2 separate regions of the Homo sapiens genome follow, and region 1 is linked to region 2. A link is an interaction called in ENCODE POLR2A ChIA-PET data of the cell type or tissue named here. Cell type or tissue: GM12878. All regions are shown on one strand.

The links. Peaks named below come from ENCODE experiments on the same cell type or tissue, not always from the same donor. Only the 100,000 strongest peaks of a DNase experiment are listed, where the experiment ranks them.
Region 1: POLR2A ChIA-PET joins it to region 2 with 6 read pairs; 2 of 35 experiments call an interaction of 5 or more read pairs at or near these places.

What each region holds. Positions count from the first base shown.
Region 1 is chr12:112,417,494-112,419,993 of GRCh38, reverse strand. It overlaps PTPN11 (protein tyrosine phosphatase non-receptor type 11), which reads right to left and starts at 1,047. Exons shown (of 16, transcript NM_002834.5): 1 at 869-1,047. The coding sequence starts at 882. It also overlaps a transcript of RPL6 not described here. RefSeq lists silencers at 540-1,109, 821-1,172 and enhancers at 546-1,193, 1,160-1,419, 1,194-1,841, 1,842-2,490. In GM12878, a CTCF peak has its summit at 798 (motif pointing left); a DNase peak (open chromatin) is centred at 1,138; H3K4me3 peaks cover 2,075 bases; H3K27ac peaks cover 1,744 bases.
Region 2 is chr12:111,985,652-111,988,151 of GRCh38, reverse strand. The region is part of intron 4 of TMEM116 (transmembrane protein 116); the gene reads left to right. Among named protein-coding and RNA genes, the nearest start is that of TMEM116, 26 kb to the left of the region's middle. In GM12878, no CTCF peak of the experiment used is centred here; no DNase peak of the experiment used is centred here.

The sequences.
Region 1 (2,500 bases), 430 kb before region 2:
TAGTAGCCATCTGATAGGGCTGTGGTCAGAACTAAGCAAATGTTAGCTATTAGTAGTAGTATTACCCTGACCTTTCAAAGGATCTCATTAACTCACTAATCCTCCTAAGTTTCAAATCTTGTCATTTACTAGCATGTTGCTTCTGGGCCTCGGTTTCCTCATCCATAAAACGGGTACCAGTAAAGTGACCTGACTGTTAAGGTTGCAGTGAAGGATTAAATAACGAGATGCGGCTCCCTTCCTTTCCATCTCCCAAAGCGAAGATCGCAGAGGAAGGAAATACTTCTAGTGGCTGCAGATACAGTCAGTTTTTCCATTTCTGGCACGTGAGGGGTAGGAGGAAAAGAAGACACAAAGAGGCATATAAAAGGGTCAGGGGTCCTGCGTGAAGTCCCCAAATGCACGAAAGTGGCACAGTGAGCCAGAACGACTAGACCACTGGGGGCCCGGCCCCGCGCAACTCCCCTCTCGTGTCCCAAGGAGCCTCCCCAAGTGAGCAGGGTTATTTCGGAATCACCATGAGGCAATTCTCATGAGGCAATGGGTCAGGAATGCGGCGCTGAGCCTGGCCGCTGGCACCCGTGGTTCCCTCGGCGGCTCTACCTGCCCCGGGCCTGACGGGCATCCCCGGGGCTGCCGCAGCCGGAACTCGGGGAGGCAGGAAATGAATGGGGACCCGAGGGGTGGGGGCGCGGTGGGGCCGGCCCCCGGCCCCTGGAGGGCGAGGGGACGAGGAGGGAACCGGCCCCCAACCCCGACCCGGGGCGGGAGCCCGAAGCCCGGCCGGGGCGCCCCCTTCCGGACGGGGCTAACCGAACGCGGCGGTGGCCGGGCCGAGGCCCGCGCCGGGCCCCTCGGGGCTCCTCACCTCCGCGATGTCATGTTCCTCCCGCCCTCCGGCTCCGCGACGGACCCGCTCCTTGCTCAGGCTCCGCTGGGCTCGGTCACATCGGGCTGGCCCGAGGGAGGCCCGCTCGGGACCGGACGCGGGGCAGAGCCAGCCGGCCGCGCACAGACCCCCCTCCAGGCCTGGGGATCCCGGAGACTGTGCAGCTGCCCCCCGGCCCGGCTCGCTCCTCCTCCGCCCCCGCCCTTCGCCGCCGTCGCCCCCGTGATGTCACCGCTCGCGACGCCCGCCGCCACTTCCTGCTTCCCGTCAGCGGAGGACCGAGCGACGGCCGGGAATGGCAGCGCGGGGGCTCCGCGGAGGCGCCACGCACAGTGTCCAAAGCATCCTTGCTTCCTCCTGGAAACCGCGGCCGCCAGGTGTGAGCTGCGCGCTCCGCGTCTACGCCACCGACCCGTCCGGGCCCGCTGCCACATCGATTTCATTCATTTCGTTCCACAAATCGCCGCTCCACTCATTAGCTGTGGAACCTTGGGGAAATTACCTACTGTCTCCGAGCCTCGGTTTCCTCCATTCTTTTCTTTCTGTAAGATAAAGATAGTAGGCTGGGCGCGGTGGTTCACGCCCGTAATCCCAACACTTTGGGAGGCTGCGGCAAGAGGTTCGCTTAAGCCAAGGAGTTCGAGGCCAGCCTGGGCAAAAAAGCAAGACCTCATCTCTACAAAAAATGCAAAAAACTAACCGGGCGTGGAGGCTGCGGCGGGAAGATAACTTAAGCCCGAGAAGTCGGGGCTGCAGTGAGTCGTGATCACGCCACTGCACTACACCCTGAGCGACAGGGCAAGACACTGCCTAAAAAAATAATAATAGGCTGGGCGCGGTGGCTCACGCCTGTAATCCCAGCACTTTGGGAGGCCGAGGTGGGCGGATCACGAGGTCAAGAGATCGAGACCATCCTGGCCAACATGGTGAAACCCCGTCTCCACTAAAAATTCAAGAATTAGCCTGGCGTGGTGGGGGGCGCCTGTAGTCCCAGCTGCTTGGGAGTCTGAAGCAGGAGAATCGCTTGAACCCGGGAGGCAGAGGTTGCATTGAGCCGAGATCGCGCCACTGCACTCCAGCCTGGCAATAGAGCGAGACTCCGTCTCAAAATAATAATAATAATTACAATAAATACTACTTTGGGGTGGGAGCGGTGGCACACGCCTGAAATCCCAGCACTTCCCTTTGGGAGGCTGAGGCGGGCGAATCGCTTGAGTCCAGGAGTTGGGAACCAGCCCGGGCAAAATAGTGAAATCCCATCTCTACAAAAAATACAAAAATTAGCCGGGCGTGGTGGCGCGCGCCTGTAGTCCCAGCTACTCGGGAGGCTGAGGTGAGAGGATTGCTTGAGCCTGGAAGGTCGAGGCTGCTGAAAGCCGAGATCGCGCCACTGCACTCAGGCCAGGTATGGTGGCTCACGCCTTCATCCCAGAACTTTGGGAGGCTGAGGCAGGAGGATTGCTTGAGCCTAGGAGTTCAAGACCAGCCTGGGCAACATGGTGCGACCATGTCTCTTAAAAAAAAAAAAAAAAAAAAAAAAAAAAGCCGGGCCGGGTGGTACGGAAGTATTACTTTGGACACTCTGTGAAGCTCGAGCAAGAGAGCAAGGCC
Region 2 (2,500 bases):
CTGTTCTACTTTCTGTCTCTATGAATTCAACTACTCTAGGTACCTCGTATCAGTGGAATCATATAATATTTGTCCTTTTGTGTCCGGCTTATTTCACTTAGCATGTCTTTAAGGTTTATCTTGTTGTAGCATGTGTCAGAATTTCCTTCGTTTTTAAGGCTGAGTAATATTCCATTGTATTGTATGGATAGACCACATTTGGTTTATCCATTTGTCTGTCAATGGCCACTTGGGTTGCTTCCACCTTTTAGATGTTGTGAATAACGCTACTATTAACATTGATGTACAAATACGTTTGATCCCCTACTTTCAGTTCTTTTGTACATATACTCAGGAGTAGAATTACTGGATCAGATGGAAATTCTGTGTTTGATTTTTTGAGGAAACACCATGTTTTCCATAACAGCAGTGCACAGTGCACAGTGCCCTGGTTTCCACATTCATGCCAACATTTGTTGCTGTTTTTTTGTTTTTTAAGTAATAGCCATCCTAATGGGTATAAAGTGGTATCTCATTGTGCTTTTGATTTGCATTTCTCTAATCATTAGTAATGTTGGGCAGCTTTTCATGTGCTTATTGGCCATTTATATATCTTCTGAAGAAATGTCTCTTCAAGTCCTTTCCCCCTTTTTTTTTTTTTTTGAGGGGGGACAAAGTCTCACTTTCTCACCCAGGCTGGAGTGCAGTGGCGCTATCTCGGCTCACTGCAACCTCCACCTCCCGGGTTCTAGTGATTCTCCTGCCTCAGACTCCTGAGTAGTTGGGATTACAGGTGTGCGCCACCATACCTGGCTAATTTTTGTAGTTTTAGTAGAGATGAGGTTTCACCATGTTGGCCAGGCTGGTCTTGAACTCCTGACTTCAAGCAATCCGCCTGCCTCAGCCTACCAAAGTGCTGGGATTACAGGTGTGAGCCGCCATGCCCAGCCCCTTCCCCATTTTTTAATCAGATTGCTTGCTTTTTTGTTACTGAGCTGTAAGAGTTCTTTATATTTAACCGCCTGTCAGACATACAATGTGCAAATATTGTCTCCCATTCTGTAGGCTGCCTTTTTATTCTGTTAATTGTGTCCTTTGATGCACATAAGTTTTATAAATTTTGTTACAATTCATTTTTTCTTTTGTTGCTTGTGTTTTTGATGTCTTACCCAAGAAATCATTTTCAAATCCAACATTATGAAGCTTTTACGCTATATTTTCTTTTAAGAGTTTTATAGTTTTAGTCTTACATTTAAGTCTTTGATCTATTTGTAGATTTTCATATGTGGTGTAAAGTAAGGGTCCAACTTCATTCTTGTGCTTGTGGATGTTCAGTTTTCCTGGTACCATTTATTTATTTATTTGAGACAGAGTCTTGCTCTGTTACCCAGGCTGGAGTGCAGTGATATGATCATGGCTCACTGTAGCCTCGACCTTCTGGGCTCAATTAATCCTCCCACCTCAGCCTCCCAAGTAGTTGGGACTACAGGTGCATGCCACCACACCTGGATAATTTTTGTATTTTTGGTAGAGATGGGGTCTCCTATGTTGCTCACACTAGTCTTGAACTCCTGGGCTCAAGCAGTCCTCCCGCCTTAGACTTCCATAGTGCTGGGATTACAGGCGTGAGCCACCATGCCTGGCCCCATTTGTTGAAAAGAATGTCCTTTCCCCATTAAATGATCTTGGCACCCTTGTAAAAATCATTTGATTATATATGTAGGATTTATTTCTGGGCTTTTAATTCTGATCCATTCGGTCTATATGAAACTGGAAAGTGTGAGTCTTCCAACTTTTTATTCTTTTTTCTTTTTGAGACAGGGTCTTGCTCTGTCGCCCAGTCTGAAGTGCAGTGGCATGATCGTGGCTCACTGCAGCCTCAACCTTCTGGGCTTAAGTAATACTCCTGTCTCAGCCTTCTGAGTAGCTAGGACCACAGGTGCACATCACCACAGCTGGCTAATTTTTAAATTTTTTTTTGTAGAGAGAGGATCTTGCCGTGTTGCTCAGGCTGGTCTCAAACCTCTGGGCTCAAGTGATCCTCCTACCTCAACCTCCCAAAGTGCTGGGAATACAGGCGTGAGCCATCATGCCTTACCTCTTCTTTTTCAAGATTGTTTTAGCTATTCAGGGTCCCTTGAGATTCCATATGAATTTTAGTATGGTATATTTTATTTCTGCAAAAAAAAAAAGTTGTTGGGATTTTGATAGGGATTGCATTGAATCTGTAGGTCACTTAGGGTAGTATTGAACATCTTAACAACAGTAATTGTTTCAGCCAGGTGTGGTGGCTCATGCCTACAATCCCAGCGCTTTGGGAAGCTGAGGCAGGCAGATCGCATGAGCCCAGGAGTTTGAGACCAGCCTGGGCAACATGGCGAGACCTCGTCTCTACAAAAAATACAAAAATTAGCTGGGTGTGGTGGTGTGCGCCTATAATTCCAGCTACTCTGGAGGCTCTGGAGGCTGGGATGGGAGAATTGCTTGAGCCCAGGAGGTTGAGGCTGCCGTGGGCCATGAT